2 separate regions of the Mus musculus genome follow, and region 1 is linked to region 2. The links are chromatin loops, found by intact Hi-C in ENCODE. Cell type or tissue: heart. All regions are shown on one strand.

Region 1 (8,000 bases), 270 kb after region 2:
TTTCATTAGAAGGGGAGGGGGGATGGAGGAAGGATTGTGAGAGGAAATACATATATGTGTGTACATTATATCATTTTTTTCTTAATCTAGATGCAAGGCAATTATTATTAAAGGCATGGATTAAAATCACTGAAAATTGATAATGATTGTTTATTATATGGTATAAGCTATAAATAATACAAAATTTAAAACTGAATTTCACAAATTTTATATCCATCTCAAATTCTAGATTAATGAAAAAAAATGTGTCCAGTTTTCAAGGAATAATAACCATTAGCTATTTAATGCAAAGCTAATTTTTCTAAAAATCTATTAATATATGTTACCCAAACCCAGACTAACTCACACAACCTAGGTCCATACCTAGATTTAATCTTAAACTAGAGAAAGTTTTAACTTTGCTAGTCTATTTAATATCCACTTAAGACAAAAATTTTTAAAAATCACCTTTGTGTTTACGTCTATAGGACACAGTAACCTAGAATGGTAACATAATTTAACCATACAAATGCAAGCACGGTGAAAATTTTATTATGATTTTTTGAAGGTAAAATGTAAATTTTAAAATAATTTCAATTAACATAAAAAAACTGTGCTTTCAGCATATAAAAAAAGCAAATAAAAATTATCCATAGAACTACAAGAGCATATATGAGCCACACCAAAAAAATTAAAATTAAAATTAAAAAAAAGTAACTTTGGCTACCCTACCAGAAGACTGTACACAGAGGGACAAGCTGAAATTTTGAAATACTCTCACAGAAAGATTTCAGGGAGAAAAATTCTATTTCATAGCCCAACGTCTCCAGAAAGACTTTGGCCACAAATTTTGTTAGCCTTCTCTAGGCTCCTGGGGCCATTTAGTTAGTAGTTAACACCAGGGCTGAGCAGCCCAACAAGGGGCAAACAGCCACACGTGGCTACCGAGCGCTTGAAGTGTGGCCAGTCCATAATGAAATGTGCTACAAGTGTAAAAAGTCCACGTCCAGCTTCCAAAACTTAGCACAGAAATGCAGAAGTGCTAGCTGATGCTGTGTCTATCAATTGCATGTTGAAACAAAAATATTGTGTTAAGACCTTTTACATTAAAATCAATTTTTCTTCTTTTCCCTTTTGTTTTACTTATATGACTATAAGAAATGTTGGAGTTCTACGTATGACTTACATTTGTGCCTCATATTTCTGTCTGACACTGCCAAACTAGAAAGCAATCCAAAAATGAATTTATTAAAATATACTGGCCTAAAGGAGGAGGAGACATGAGCTTAAGAAAGATTGAGGAAAAACCAACTACATCATATGGAAATTAATATAAAGTTAGAAGATAAAATATGAGCTAATAATAAAGACATATCGTATAATGTCCTTTTTAACTGTATTTTGCTGCCTGGTCAATACCACTTAAGAGATGTTTTCCACTTAGCATAATCACCAACCTAACCCTATACTTAAGAATTCTCAAAACTTTTATTTTCAAAGAACTATTTTCTTAATGGGCAACAAACAGGCCACTTCAGTGATTTATCTAAAAATATCTTCAGTAGTGCTTCCAGAAGTTTCTCAAATAAAATTCCTTCCTAACTGACGTCACAGCAAGGATTACTGAAAGGACACCTCATCAGAATACTCCTTCAGGAGGGAAGATCAGACTCGTCACGAAAGCCAGGCCAGGAGCAGTGCGCTATGGTTGGTTCCCTAACATTAACTCTCTATACCTATAGTTTTGAAGTAGAACATTTTTTTTAAAAATCAGGATGGTCAAGAAACAGCCCTACATACCTAACCACTTTAGTATCAACACAGTCTACCCTGGAATTTCCAGAGCGGACAGACATCTCCCTAACTTCATTAAAGGCATTTTTTTTAATTGAAGAGGGTAAAAGGACTTTTCAAGATTAACCCATTTATCTTGCGAAATACGATTAGTTTGCAACGTCCCGAATGATAATTGAAAGGGCCACTAAGATTGTTACATGGAAGTGGCTTCCTCGATAAATACTGAGACATGAAAGCACTAAGTGCATCAAACAAAACGGAAATTAGGTTAAAAGTCTAACAAAAGTTTTCTAGATGGCAGGGTACAAGGAGCCGGGGCTTTTGGAGTCACATTGTGGTGTCCCTGACCACCTAGTGCCAAGACGCTGAGGTTAGACGCGGCCAGGTCTCCCTGAGCCAGGCAAACGCAAGAGCAAGCCAAAGGGGTGCCCGGATCCCAGCCGCCTACAGGCTGGAAACCCTGGCACCCAGCCGAGCCACCCCTCCCCCACAGCTGGGTTGTTCTGGGACGTGTGCTTTAGAAACCTTAGAACCAAACGCAAACAGCAGGGTCCTCTAGATCGAGTGAGCACCCACTAGGGGTCAGTTTCTGCTTGTCACTCATCCCCCGCCCACCCACCTCCCCTAGCTACTGGCAGTTTGAAGGTTGGCTCCTTTGTCTGAAAGTCTGCCTACCCAACCTAATCTGCTCAAAAAGAAAAGAAAGGAAAACCAGACGCTCGGGGCTGGCAGTGTTGGAGTCTTTTATTTCATGTTGTCACCAAGGTCACAGTCCTGACCCAGGTGATCCGCTGCTGATCCTGTAAAGGTGTCCATATTCTGAGGTTCCTGGTGTCCAGATGTCGGGAATCCTCTTGTCAGAGCTGGATACAGTTGTTGCCCTATCCAGGGGACTGATCGTCAAGGAAGGCGGCAGTGCAGGTGGCAGTGTGGACAGCACACTGCAGAGACAAGCGCAAGGAGACCACACAGCACTGTACAGAATAGTGGAAGCAGAATAAACGAGCTGGACCTTTAAAGTTCAGAAACGGACACACCTCAGAAGGCAGGTGTTTCTCTGAAGAAGAGAAAGCACCTGAGAAGTGCAGAGAAAACAGACCAAGCAACAGAAGCAGGAGATGAAAGTCTTTTCCTTTCTTGAACTCTGCAGTTTCACTTGTCATAGGAGAAGTAAAAGCATTTTACCTTCTGCCTCAATGGAAGACAGGAGTAGGGCCACGCCCAGGGCGGCCAGCGCTCGGGGAAGCCTGGTCTGCATGTTTGGGCCTCAAGCTCACAGCCTCATGAAGGGATCTGCAGGAGGAAGCAGTGATCCATCAGAACCCAGCCTGAGCAGGCCACGAACAAGGTTAGACTAGAGCCTAAACATGGACCAGAACCGAGCCAAATCTGCCTATAAAACAACAGGGCCCAGCCCAGCACATAATGGACCCATTGTGGAACCATGGAAGTCAAGCTCTTCCAATAGGTTTAATCAGGGCACTAGTAGGAAATTCTAGTTTAAAGAGAATATTCTTCCCCCAGGGAGCTGCTGCTGCCTGGTGCCCTGTAAAGGCCTGACCAGACCGCACATGACTTCATACTGCCAAGGTGATGGATAATTTAGAGGTCATTTTATCCCTGACTCAACCAAATGTGTCTTCCAGCTGGGTATTTCATTTGGCTGTTTTTCCCTAACTGCTAACCTCTTTAGGTAACTGTGCTTTAGTGGTCCCAGGGTAATTTGATAATAATAATAATAATAATAATAATAATAATAATAATAATAATAAACCTCATTTATTCTATTTTCTCCAGTTTATCCTGACTAAAAATATGCAAGTATGTCTTTAAGATCTGGAATAGATTACAGAGGGATGAGGAAGGCTCAAATGAACCCCAGTTCTTCTGATAACCGTGTCGTTTTCACATCTGATAAAACCTTTACCAAAGATGAGAGGGAACCAACTCTAAAATGCATAATAAAAAGAGACGAAGCCGTAGAAAAAGCAAAATGCCCTTGTCTGTTTCCCAAACATTCTTAGATTGTACAAACCGCAATAATTCTTCCTTGTGTTTAGCTATTTCTTAATGCTGGACGATTATAACTAATACAAGCCCCAGAGGTGAGAAGGTTCTTAATTTTTCCTGCCTTTGCAAATAGATTTCTTCCTTAACGGCAAAGAGTTCCACTCATCCTTTTTACTTTCTCAACACACAGTAGCTGTTTTAGCAGCAGAAAGGACTGCCCTAGTATATTCTATGATCCAATCCAGGAACAAAAGTTACCAGCAATTAGCTGGACTGGGAAGGTGTCTGTGGCCAAATGCAAAAAACAGAACGAGGAGATTCAGAAGTGCACACATAACTTTAAGGCTACACCATAGGCCTCATGACAAATAGCGGGGAGCACTCCCCCATTTGTGTTTGGGAATTCAAAAATAAGCCAAAGGTTGGGCTCTCCTTGAGAAAAAAGGAACTGACAGTCTCCAACCCTGCCTTTCCAAATCATTGGCACGAGGGTTAGGGCAGCTTTCCTCATCCGAGTGTAAATTGCATTTTACATGTCTGATGAGCAGGCAAGCCAAATTGCCCAGAGCTCCTTTTTATGAAGCCAATATTAAAATTTTGGCGCAGCTCTGGGATCTAAGGGGTTTTAGTAATGTCTTCTCCCCCTAATTAACAACAAACCCTTTCCTACATTAGTCAAAATTTGTAAAGATTAAAAAAGCATAAATGCTTCATTGTTGTCGTCACCCGGCCATAACGCTGATATGATAATTTAGAATGCAGTCCGCAGTTGTGCTCACGAAAAGTTAAAGAGTGGTAACCTACCCACAAAAATCGGTGTGCAGTATTTGGGGGGGGGGGGGGTGTTAAAAGGGTGAACAAAAAACTTGAGTTAGTCTAGTCTTAGTCTAGTGCGCCACCTATCGGCTTCCTGTCTCAGCATCAAGAATGAATCACTTCTCTTTGGGGTATCTGATGAATAACTCAGCCATCTCAGCCAGCCAAGAATTCCGTTCGTATACGTTTTAAAGAAAAACTTCTCTCTCCTTCTTAGCCAAAACATTTATCGGAGTGCTTAGCAACACTTCATTGAGCATTCTCAGACATAGATGTCTGAAAGCGGTAGCCCTTACGTGGCAGTAGGATTTCCCTCACTTCCCCTCATGAATGAAAATGAATCAACTGCCCGGAGTGGGGGCACTATGGGAACTGGTCTCTTTCGGACAACTTGCCCCTCCCCCACCCCTTGCTGGAAGGAGCCAACTTCTTAACTCTCTCAATTTAACTTTTTTTTTCAAACGCACACACAGGCACACAAATGTTTCGTGGGCCCATCTAGAGTCCAGGCGTCACCTACGTCTTCTATAAAGGCTACCTAGCCAAGGACGAGCTTAGACTTGTTTCTTCGCCCCCCTCCCCCAATCCTACCCCAGTATTCTTTAGAAGACCCTAACCTTGGAGCTGAGAGGAGGTGTATGCCAAAGATCTGAATTGGTCAGGGGATGGTGGCTGAGGAAGCCAGATGCAGGTCCCATTTGTCAACTGCTCTCAAATGCACTGACTCCACGCACTCTGATCTGTGCACTCAAAGACTGGAGGAGAACCCTCCTCAAAGGTCCCATTGACTGACCCTGGGTAAAACTTAATCCCAGTGCATTCAGGAGGAACCCAAAAAGGAAGTCTCAGAAGCTGCGAGAGCTGGCCTAACCCAGCAGCACTTTGAAAGCAGTGGAGGATGGAGCCAGGGCAGCTCCCCCGAGCATCTGGAGATGCCACTAGCGCCTAGTCTCCCCAAGCTGGAGCGCTTTCCACTGGCCCTCCATGGAATTCTTCGCGGAGCGTACAGTACTTCACTTCGTTTTCTGGCAATGCCTTGAGTCCCTGCTGCAAGCCTGGAGTCCCTGGCAAAGCCACCAGATTATAAAGAGCGACCTATGCAGCCCGTGCACTTCACTGAAAGCGACAGAGACTATAGAGGACATTGCCCTACAGATGGATACACTGAGTCCCACTTGGCACACAAGCAAGCCACCTTTCCTTCTCCCTCCAAAACTCCAAAGAAACCGCCAAACTCCTGTGCCACAGATCTATCTCGGGCACACTAATCAATCGCTTCCAAAGCCAAGCAGCCCCTGCTGGGCATTCTGCCAGCCCCGGGTTAAGGTGCAAGCAAGAAGCCACTTTCCCCAGTTATCTTTGGGAAAGGGCGCGAGGGGTGGGGGTTGGGGTGGGGAACAGAAGCCAGACTGACCTGAGCCGGAGGTGACAGAGGGAGCGGGCGTCCAGCAGCCTGCGCGTGGGACCCCCCGGGCCTGGGAGGGCGCTGCGCTCCGGGAGCACCTGGCGGCCGCCGGTGTGGAAAAGGCGATGGGAGCACCCAGCAGCAGCGCCTAGTGCGCAGAGTGAGCGGAGGCAGGGGGACTGAATGCAGCTGCGGGCGGACGCGTCTGCAGCGGCCGCCTTTGCCGACTGGGAAGAGACTCCGCGCCGCGGGCTACTTAATAGAGGGCTGTTCCCGGCTCTCAGTTTACTCGGTTACGAAACGCCTGAGAAGGTGGAAGGCTGCCACGGGTGATGTATGCTCCTCGGCGGTGAAGGAGGTCTACTTTTGGGAACGTGTGCATACTTCGAGCATTCCTTCGGCGTGAGGTGGCGATCGCCGTAGTAGCAATGCCCCTCCGGGGGCGGGGAGGAGGGAGGGAGAGAGGGGGACAGCCGCAGCCGGGTTCCCTGCCAAGGGAGGCCGCGGACTCCTCCGCTTGGGGCGGGCTAGGGGGCTCGGGTTTCCCTAACCCAACGAGTTTCTTTAATACGTTTATTTTTCTAAAATAAGAACAATGGAGAAGTGGGGAACGGATCTTCGTTTCAGAGCAGCGGGATGGGCATCCCCTTTGTCCCTCACCATTGCATCTCCGGCCGCCACCGTCCCCACGTCCACCTTCCTCCCCCTCTGTCCTGGGTGCACTTAAAACCGATTTACAGGCTTTCCATTAACTAACTGTCTGTGCACGCGGCGGGCCTCTGTCTTTCCCAGTCTCCAAGGCGCGACTTTGAAAACTCCGACAGCCGCCTGCCTGCTCCCGGCTCAGGGCTAGGATGGCTTTCCCAGGCCTGTCTGTCTAACCTAGTTTTTCAGGATAGAGATGGGAGGCTTCGATTCAGTCTGGAGGGAGGGAGAGGAAAGTTATTGGTACCTGGGGGCGGGGGCGGCGGGGGCATCCCAACGGGACACTTAAGAACAAGTTTTATTCTCCTTAGAAATTTCTTGTCAGTTTAAGAGTAAAATCTGGCCCACGTTGGGGCTTCAGGCAGCTCTTCCCTAAAAAATTCCTAGAGGTGAAAAGGACGGAGAGGAGCTCGCTCGGGGACGCTCGCACGCAGGCGCGAGCTACTGAGAAGGCCAACTAGGAGCCGGATACTCCGCCAGCACACGGGCTCTTTTCTGCAGCTCCCCGGTTCCCGGCACTCCACCCCTTGGACGCAGTGGGAGTCTGGCACTTGAAGTTGCCAAATTGTACAAGACGCATGGGATGAAGTGTCCAGTAGTCACACGTTGTTATCCGGAAAGGGCTCGAAGACGGATTCCTACACGCGTTTGTGAGCTCAGAACTCGCTCCGCGAATTTCCCGCCCCTTGAAGCCCAGAGACGTCGCCTCAGCAGGGTTGGGCTAGTGGGTACTGGAAACAGGACAGGGCTCTAGACCCTGGAGTAGACCGCCCCTTGGTAGCAGAAGTTGCGAGCACACCTGACTTAAGCCTTTCTTCCATGCTTGATCTTACCTCTGCAGATTTGACTTCCCTGCTCTAGGCACATTAGTGTTGGAATTGACCAAAACTCTGCACGCTTTTTCCCAGTTCCCTTGCGCCTTGCCCCACGCACGGGCGGCCTCTGGCCAGAGCTAACCAGAGCAAGAGAGGAGCCTGGAAGAAAAGAAACGAGAAAAATGAGAATGGCCACCACCTCTGCACATTCTTGGAGCACGCAGGGCCCACTCAAAGGCCGCTGAGCAACTTGCACAAAGCGCCCACACAATGCGCAGGCTTTTCCCTCATGTCTCCACAGTTCTGGTGTCTGCCTAGACCCTCCAGCCAGGGTGTGAACGCATCTGGAAGATGCAAACACCAATGTATGCGACACAGCTGATCTTTTACATCCCTGTGATGCTCAGAGCCACCCAGGAGCAGCGAGCCCCCTCTTCATGCCTGAAGGGAACTCAGCTTCCAAGCCTGCTCTT
Region 2 (8,000 bases):
GAAAATTATACTCTTGATTTTATCCTTGTTGAGTTCAAATTGGCCCCTCTCATTGTAGGACATCTTTGGTCTTTTCTTTTACAGGATGAAAAAAAAAGATAAATTAGTGGAATTTTGAAGTGAAGGGTTTGCTATTTTATTTTATTTGCTTTTATATCTGGCTGAATCTAGACATTTTCCTAAACTCATCTTTCTCATAATATCTTGTAAATTAAGCAGTTAAGAACAATGGTAATACTGCTTTCTGATTTTGTGCATGAAAACTAAAGCTTCTTTATTATCTTCCTTCCAAGTCCCTTTAGGCAACAGTTTTCAGTGTTGTTGGCTCTCACCATCAATCATAATTTTCCTAGTTGTTCCTATATTCAGTTGACAGGACTTGAGATAATAGATGTCACTTGTACCTAGCACACTGGTTACAGAGACTAACTTGGCTAATTTGACTTACCTTCAACTGAATGTAGAAGCCTCATCCTACCAGATGCTTGGAAAGGATACTGGAATGTTGGTACTAATCTTAATGAATATCATAATCACTGCAACAAAGTAGTAATTAGTTCTAGCTTTTATATTTTAATTTGTCCATTTGTGGTACAGATGTGGAATAGGCAGCATTCTTAGCAATCTTGACATTTTCCTCCAAGCTTGCCTTTCTCGTAACCTCAATCCACTTAATAGCAATTCCTTTTGCCCAGTTGTTGGATCAAATATTGCACAATAATCATGCTCCTTTCTCCCAACACACACATATAGCTACCCCCACTGACATTGTAATCAAAGTATGTCTGATGTGTTTATAAAAAGATAAAGATGTATAAGATGTGTTCTATGGGGGTGTGGAGAGGTATGTTGGAAGAGGATAGTATAGTATAGAATAGAGTTTATTCAGGGCATGGGGAAGGGAGTTTAGGGAGTAGTAGAGGCAAAAAAAAAAAAAAGGCAGAGAAGGGAAGAGAGTAGAAAAGTAGATGCTGGCCATGACCATGTGGAGGGGGGCAGGGGGTAAGGAATGGGAGGTGAGGGGGCAAGAGGGAGAAGCAAGAGAGCAAGAGGTAAGAGAGAGAAGCAAAAGAGGCAAGCAGCCCCTTTTACTGTGGGTCAGGCCTACCTGGCTATTGTCAGGTAACTGTGGGGAGGAGCATACCTGGCTGTTGCCAGGTAACTGTAGGGTGGAGTTTAGACAGAATGCTAACAATGTCTAGCACTTCTTCGTGCCTTCATCTCTATTCCTCAGGTCTAACATTTTTTATTGTTATAAAAGAAAAAGAATTTTACAAGAAGAGGGGAGCATGAAAGGTGATGGATCACACAGGGAATTAAGAGACATGGAAGGCAATTAGTGTATTAAAATAAGACCTATACAGACATAGCTTCTATTTCTGTATCTTAATTCTATACAACTATGCTTGGCATATTTGTCATTATAGTCTTAAATTTCTAGACCCTTCTGTATAACTCTCTTACTTAAAACCTCCTGGAGGCCTTTTGTTAGATAAGAGTCAGTTCCTTTTGCACCCTCTAACCTCAGCCCCTTTCCTCCTTTGTCCCCTTGATCACTGTGCTCTGGCCACTTGTCTTTACAGTCACTGACATTTGCTGCTTTTTTCTCCTCCCTAGGTAACTGTTGATTTGCTCCCTCACTCTCTTTGCATCTTCCTTTTCCTGGTGCTCCTTTCTGGGTGTAGCTTTTGTTAACTGACCAATTAAAAGCATCCTGGCTGAAGTGCATGGCTTGGCTTTGTTTTTCCTTCACAGGGATTACCAGAACTCACTGTATTTTACATATTGATTTCATTGGCTTTAGTAGAGTGTTAAACAAGTCAGGCTGACTTCCTTCCTCTGCCTCCTCAATTATCATTATGCTTATTTAAAAGCAGTTCACTCTGATGTATCTCTAGCGCCTAAAATGGAAGAACAGCAATTAGCACAGTGTGGGCACTCAGAAATATTTATCAAAACTGTGTATAGAATGATGTTGTCCTGAGAGAGAGAGAGACCTGAGCTGTAAGAACAAACATTATTCATGTGGGACACTCTATATGATTAAGATGGTGTTCATATATTTAAAAGATAAATTGTTGCATGTATATATGTATGTATGTATGTATGTATGTATGTTCAATTCATGGTGCGTGTGTATGTGCCTGCACATGTGTGAACGTGCATGCCTGCATGCCTGCATGCGTGTTTATGCCATGGTGCTCCTGTGAAGTCTAAGGATAATTTAATGGAGTCCTTTCATCTTAACATTCTGAGGATCAAATTGAGATGATCAAATTGTAGCTTTACCCACTAAACCATCTCACATCAGCACACATTTCATATTTCACCTCAGAAAAGGAATTTTTTTTTTATTCCTAGGTACCAAAATAATACAAAAATTGAAGTTCAATATTGCAATTCTTTGTAATGTTGAAAACTGAACTTTATTCCAGATATATTTTATAAATGTAAATCTTCAAAAAAACTGTACAAACAGTAAAATAAGTAATTGGAACATGAAGACTTTCTGAACATGATATAAATTTTCAGAAATGAGAACACACAGTTACCCTGACACCCAAACTACATAAAGATTCTGTCAAGAAAAAAGAAAAAAAGCTTTGCTTGTGCAACAATGAAGGATTTACACTCATAGCAACTTGGGCTTATGATCTGGACCTTAAGGACAGATTTGAGAGATAGCATCACTGGCCACTGGCCCCCAAATTTGTTCTGTCTCCATTCCTGCTTCTTGTCCTCATGAAAACCCTGTCCTCTCTATGGACCAATTTCTATAATGAACATAGGTGTAAAAAATACTCAATAAAATACTTGCAAACTGAAGCCAAGAATACATCAAAAAGATTATCTCTCATGATCCAGTAGACTGTCCCAGAGATGCAAGGATGGTTCAAGAGACGAATATCAGCAAATGCAATCCACTGTATAAATAAATGGAAAGAAAACTGCATAATCATCTCATTAGTTGCAGAAAAGGTCTTGGACAAAAATCTAACAGCCTTTCATGATAAAAGCCCTGGAGAGACTAGGGATACATGAAACATAACTAGACATAGTAAAGGTAATTTAAAGCAAGCCCATAGCCAACATTAACTCAAATGTACAGAAACTTTTCCACTAAAATCAGGAACAAGACAAGGTTGTTCACTCTCTCCATACCTATTCAATATTGTACTTGAAGTATTAGCTAGAGCAATAAGAAAATCAAAAGAGATCAAGGTACAGTTTAGAAAGGAATAAGTCAAAGTATCTTTACTTGCAGGTGATAAAATACTATGCATAAATGACCCTAAAATTTCCACCAGGGCACTCCTACAGCTGACCCACTTTTAGGAGAGTAGCTAGATACGAAAGTAACTCACAAGAATCTGCAGCCCTAGTATATACAAAAGACAAATTGTCTGATAAAGAATTTTAAATATGTCTTCCTGATTAGAATTCATGCAAGCTACTATATACTTTTAAAACATGTATAGCAAACAAATGTCCCATAGGCTAAGGAAATGTAACATAAAACAATGTTCTAAAGTCACCAGACAGTCTCATGGTCAATTTATTTGCTATGTGACATGGACAACTCTCCAAAATCAAACCTTAAGGGGAAACAAAAACAAAGCTAAAAAAAAAAAAAAAAAGGATAGGAATAGTTTACTAAACCTACAAAAAAAATTCCACTAATGCCACAATAAAAAGATGCATTTTGGTTAGGTTATTAGACACAGTTTTATAACCATGATATTAGCAGATATAGTTCTCTGGTGTTTGACAAATGGACACAAGTTACAGCTGCAGAAAAAAAAAAAAGTCAAACACTGAATTAAAAGAAAATCTATCATTAGTTATAAAAGCAAATAAAAATCCCACCACGAGTTTGTTAGGCAGTTTCTGTTAATATTTTCTTTTCCTGAAATGTTTTGAAATACTCTGCATTTGGGGAAGACATGACAATACCGTTGCTCTGTCTGGTTCCTCCAGGGGTCAGATGATTCTGGACATTTAGCAGATAAACCAATGAACAGAATTTGTTTCCTTCCTTACTGAAAGGAAAAGCTTGCTCTCTTCTTCTTGACAGACATGTACCGTGTGACAGTTATCAGGAGGGAGTGATACTAGAAATCATACCTTAAGTGTCATAGCATCATCTCATCCAGTGCTGGGATCACAGGAAAGAAACACAGCTTATCCATGGCCGGCTGGGCTGTAGGGTTCACTTTCTATTTCCAATGTTCTCTAGCAATGGCTGTTTGCTGGCAGTCTTCCAGACAGATTTATCTTATCACAAGCACCTTCGGAGCTACAAGCACTGCACAGATGACATGGCAACTAGTTAACGTATTATGTCCACCTTATGTTAATCTAGGATGCCCTCTTTGAGATCTAGGAAAAGGATAGTTGCAACTGCCAGACTGGCCACGTAGCTGTGTGGCACCCAATTTTGAGTTCCCTAACCCTTCCTCACCCCTTCCATTCTGTCCCTATTGTAATTCCTTCAGGGTTTCCCACAGAGCTCTCATGCTCCTCCCAGTCTGGCCATGTTTTCCCCAAGCACTAGCATTGAATGACTTTCTGTTAGGGAGGACAGGGTTTTCATGAGGACAAGAAGGAGGAATAGAGACAGAACAAGTTTTGGGGACAGTAGCCAATGATGCTGCCTCTCAAATCTGGCCTTAAAGTCCAGAACATGAGAACAAATTAATCACTAGGAGGAAGGTATAAATCCTTCACTGTCTTGCAAGCCTTGTTCCATACTTTCAACAGCTTGTAAGGTCAACAGAACCGCATCTATCTTGTCTGAGCTTGTGGTGTTGTTCCAGACCCAGACTGTAGAGGGACAGGCAGCAATGTTGGGAAAAATTGAAAGTCAATTGGTACAGGTGGTTTCTTTGAAAGGGAAGCTATGCATCCACATAAAAACTACTTTGCAGTCTGCCTCCATTTCTTCTGCTTGGACAAGAGGTTGGTGGTTCAAGCGCTTCTTTCAGTGAGGTCCATTTGTGATTGCAGTTATCCTGGGTCCCACTTCTCTGCAGCTGTCTGTATTTTTCTGTCTCTGACAAGAATGACCCATAAATGCACTCAACTTCTCTCTTGCAACCCAGACTTGAATAAGACACTATGATGCAAAGAGAATTAAAACAAAACTGGCTCAGTGGGGTCTTTGCGACATCTAAGATTCCTTTCTTCAAACTTAAAGGTCGTTGTCTCTCCACACAAGTATTTTACAAGACTTGTAGGGTGATTCATATTTAAAAAAAAAAAATCAAACATCTAAATGAAGTTCTTGAAATGCAGAGGGTTTTCCTTTGGCTCTTCTTAGAATAAAATGTCTTTAAAGATTTGTAAGATTAAAGGATACCAATGCTCCTGGTTTTAAATGTGTTGAAAATCTTGAACCTTGAATCATGGGAATGGGAAGTATTTACTGGTGACCTGGCTGTGTTACAACAAGTGATTTGTAGGATAGAGAGTCCGGGAGTCCTTAGCACTGTTCAGAGATTTCCATGACGCTTCTATAGCTAACGTAACCTCTGATGTTCATGGAACATCAGCAGTGCAAAGAGAATCATGGTTTTGTCATCTTAATGAGCTTCTGAAAAGAGAGAGAAAAACAATGCGTCAGTCAGAATGGTCTCCCTCCTTCCTTCCTCTTCAGTTTCCTGGTGTGCCCTGGCTAGTTTTATGACAACTTGACACAAGATAGAGTCCTCTGAGAGGAAGGGACCTCAATTGAGAAAAGGCCACCTTAAGATTGATCTGTAAGCAAACCTGGAGGCAATTCTCTTAATTAGTGACTGAAGAAGGAGAGTCCAGGCTACTGTGGGTGGTGCCATCCCTGGGCTGGTGGTACTGGGTTCAATAAGAAAGCAAGCAGATTGTTTCCAATTCTAAGAAGGGGCAAAGTGTCCACACTTTGGTCTTCGTTCTTCTTCAGTTTCATGTGTTTTACAAATTGTCTCTTATATCTTGGGTACAATCACCCATGGAAGGAGTTACAGAGACAAAGTTTGGAGCTGAGACAAAAGGATGGACCATCTAGAGACTGCCATATCCAGGGATCCATCCCATAATTAGCCCCCAAATGATGACACCATTGCATACACTAGCAAGCATTTGCTGAAAGGACCCTGATATAGCTGTCTCTCGTGAGACTAGGCTGGGGCCTAGCAAACACAGAAGTGGATGCTCACAGTCAGCTATTGGATGGATCACAGGGCTCCCAATGGAGGAGCTAGAGAAAGTACCCAAGGAGCTAAAGGGGTCTGCAACCCTGTAGGTGCAACAACATTATGAACTAACCAGTACCCCGGAGCTCTTGACTCTAGCTGCATATGTATCAAAAGATGGCCTAGTCGGCCATCACTGGAAAGAGAGGCCCATTGGACACGCAAACTTTATATGCCCCAGTACAGGGGAACTCCAGGGCCAAAAGGTGGGAATGGGTGGGTAGGGGAGTGGGGGGGAGGGTATGGGGGACTTTTGGGATAGCATTGGAAATGTAATTGAAGAAAACATGTAATAAATATATATATATAAGAAAGCAAGCAGAGCAGGACATGAGGAGCAAGTCAGTAAGCAGCATTCCTCCATGGCCTCTACAGCTCCTGAGTCCAGGTTCTCCCACTGTTTGAGTTCCTGCCCTCCCTTCCTTCGGTAATTAACAGTGAAGTGGATTCATAAGCCAAATAAACTCTTTCCTTTTGCTTTTGGTCATAGTGCCTTAACACAAAGCAGTCCTAACACTCGGTGTAAAACTGAGTGATCCTTTAATAAAGAAACAAAGGATCACAGAATCTTTTATTTCTTTCTCATTTCCACTTTAATCAGTAACAAACTTCTAACCTGCCTTCCCTCACATACACTGAGCATTTGTAGTTCTTTCTCTTTGAAAAATAATTGTTAACACTGGATGGTATTGTAGTAGTACAATGTTAACCATGTCACAGGAATAAATTACAGAAATAAGAGAAACTAAAAAGAGAAAAAAGGCATTGAGATTTGTTAAATTTAACTGTGTAGTAGTACTCAGAGTAGAGGGAAAAGATGAGTTAAACTGACTCAGTATTTAGAAAATTATCATTCCATCAATTACTAATTTAAGTACTAATATAATTATGATAAGCATGCCATATTATAGAATGCCAATAAAGTAGAAAAGACATGTGGACCCTTTGATTATTGACTTCTCTATGTGATTTGAAGCACCAAGCCTGTAGTTTTCAACATAGATATTTGCCCCATGGAATGTATTTGACATCTTCTGGAGGCGTTGTGCTCACATCTAGTGAGTAAAAATCAAGACTAGTAATAAGCACCTTATAGCACCAGAGCAGCCTCTAACAGAACGAGAATCAGTTATCCCACAGTGTTGTTATGCTGATATTGGCTTAGTTGAGCTCATTATTGCTTAAAAATGAAAGCTTTAGACAGGTAAACATGAAAACTAAGTCCAAACCATATCACTTTCAGCCATTTCTTCTGTGGTCTGATGTCCTAGCCAGCATTGCTAAACTATGCAGGATGCAGGCATAGAATTCTGCAGATGCGTGAGATGGTAGTTTTCTCTTTTGTTCCTCTACTTTTCTGCTGTTGTTGTTTACCTTTGAGACTGGAATTGAATTACAACATGTTCCTCTTCTCTGTCCTCCCTCCCAATCCTCCCAAAGATCCCTCCCTGCTCGGCTTCAAATTCATGGCTTCTTTTTTTTTTTTTTCATTGTCATTATATGCATATATGCATTTGCATATACATATATATTCCTAAATATAACCTGTCGAATCCATATAATATTACTTGTATGTATTTTTTTGAGCTGATAGTGTGGCACTGGACAGACGATTGGTGTGCTCCTCTCTGAGAAGCACCATTCCTCCCACTCCCAGTTTCCCTGAGTTGCTTGGGATGCTTTGGGTACGGTTGAGGCCTTGTGAGCTTTCCTTCCTCTGCTGTGAAGGGCTTTGCCTTCATGTTACCCTTTCTCCCCCAGCTTCCTGTGACT

What was found. Peaks named below come from ENCODE experiments on the same cell type or tissue, not always from the same donor. Only the 100,000 strongest peaks of a DNase experiment are listed, where the experiment ranks them.
Region 1: it touches region 2 in a loop (2.3-fold over the local background); 2 of 42 quality-filtered maps call a loop at or near these places.

What each region holds. Positions count from the first base shown.
Region 1 is chr9:79,712,403-79,720,402 of GRCm38, forward strand. It overlaps Col12a1 (collagen, type XII, alpha 1), which reads right to left and starts at 6,320. Exons shown (of 66, transcript NM_001290308.1): 1 at 6,017-6,320; 2 at 2,962-3,069. The coding sequence starts at 3,034. In heart, CTCF peaks have their summits at 2,238 and 4,717; DNase peaks (open chromatin) are centred at 2,239 and 6,319; H3K4me3 peaks cover 4,744 bases; H3K27ac peaks cover 5,084 bases; H3K27me3 peaks cover 440 bases.
Region 2 is chr9:79,441,628-79,449,627 of GRCm38, forward strand. Gm10635 (predicted gene 10635) reads right to left here. Exons shown (of 3, transcript NR_045336.1): 3 at 2,410-5,593. Among named protein-coding and RNA genes, the nearest start is that of Gm39377, 55 kb to the left of the region's middle. In heart, a CTCF peak has its summit at 4,825; no DNase peak of the experiment used is centred here.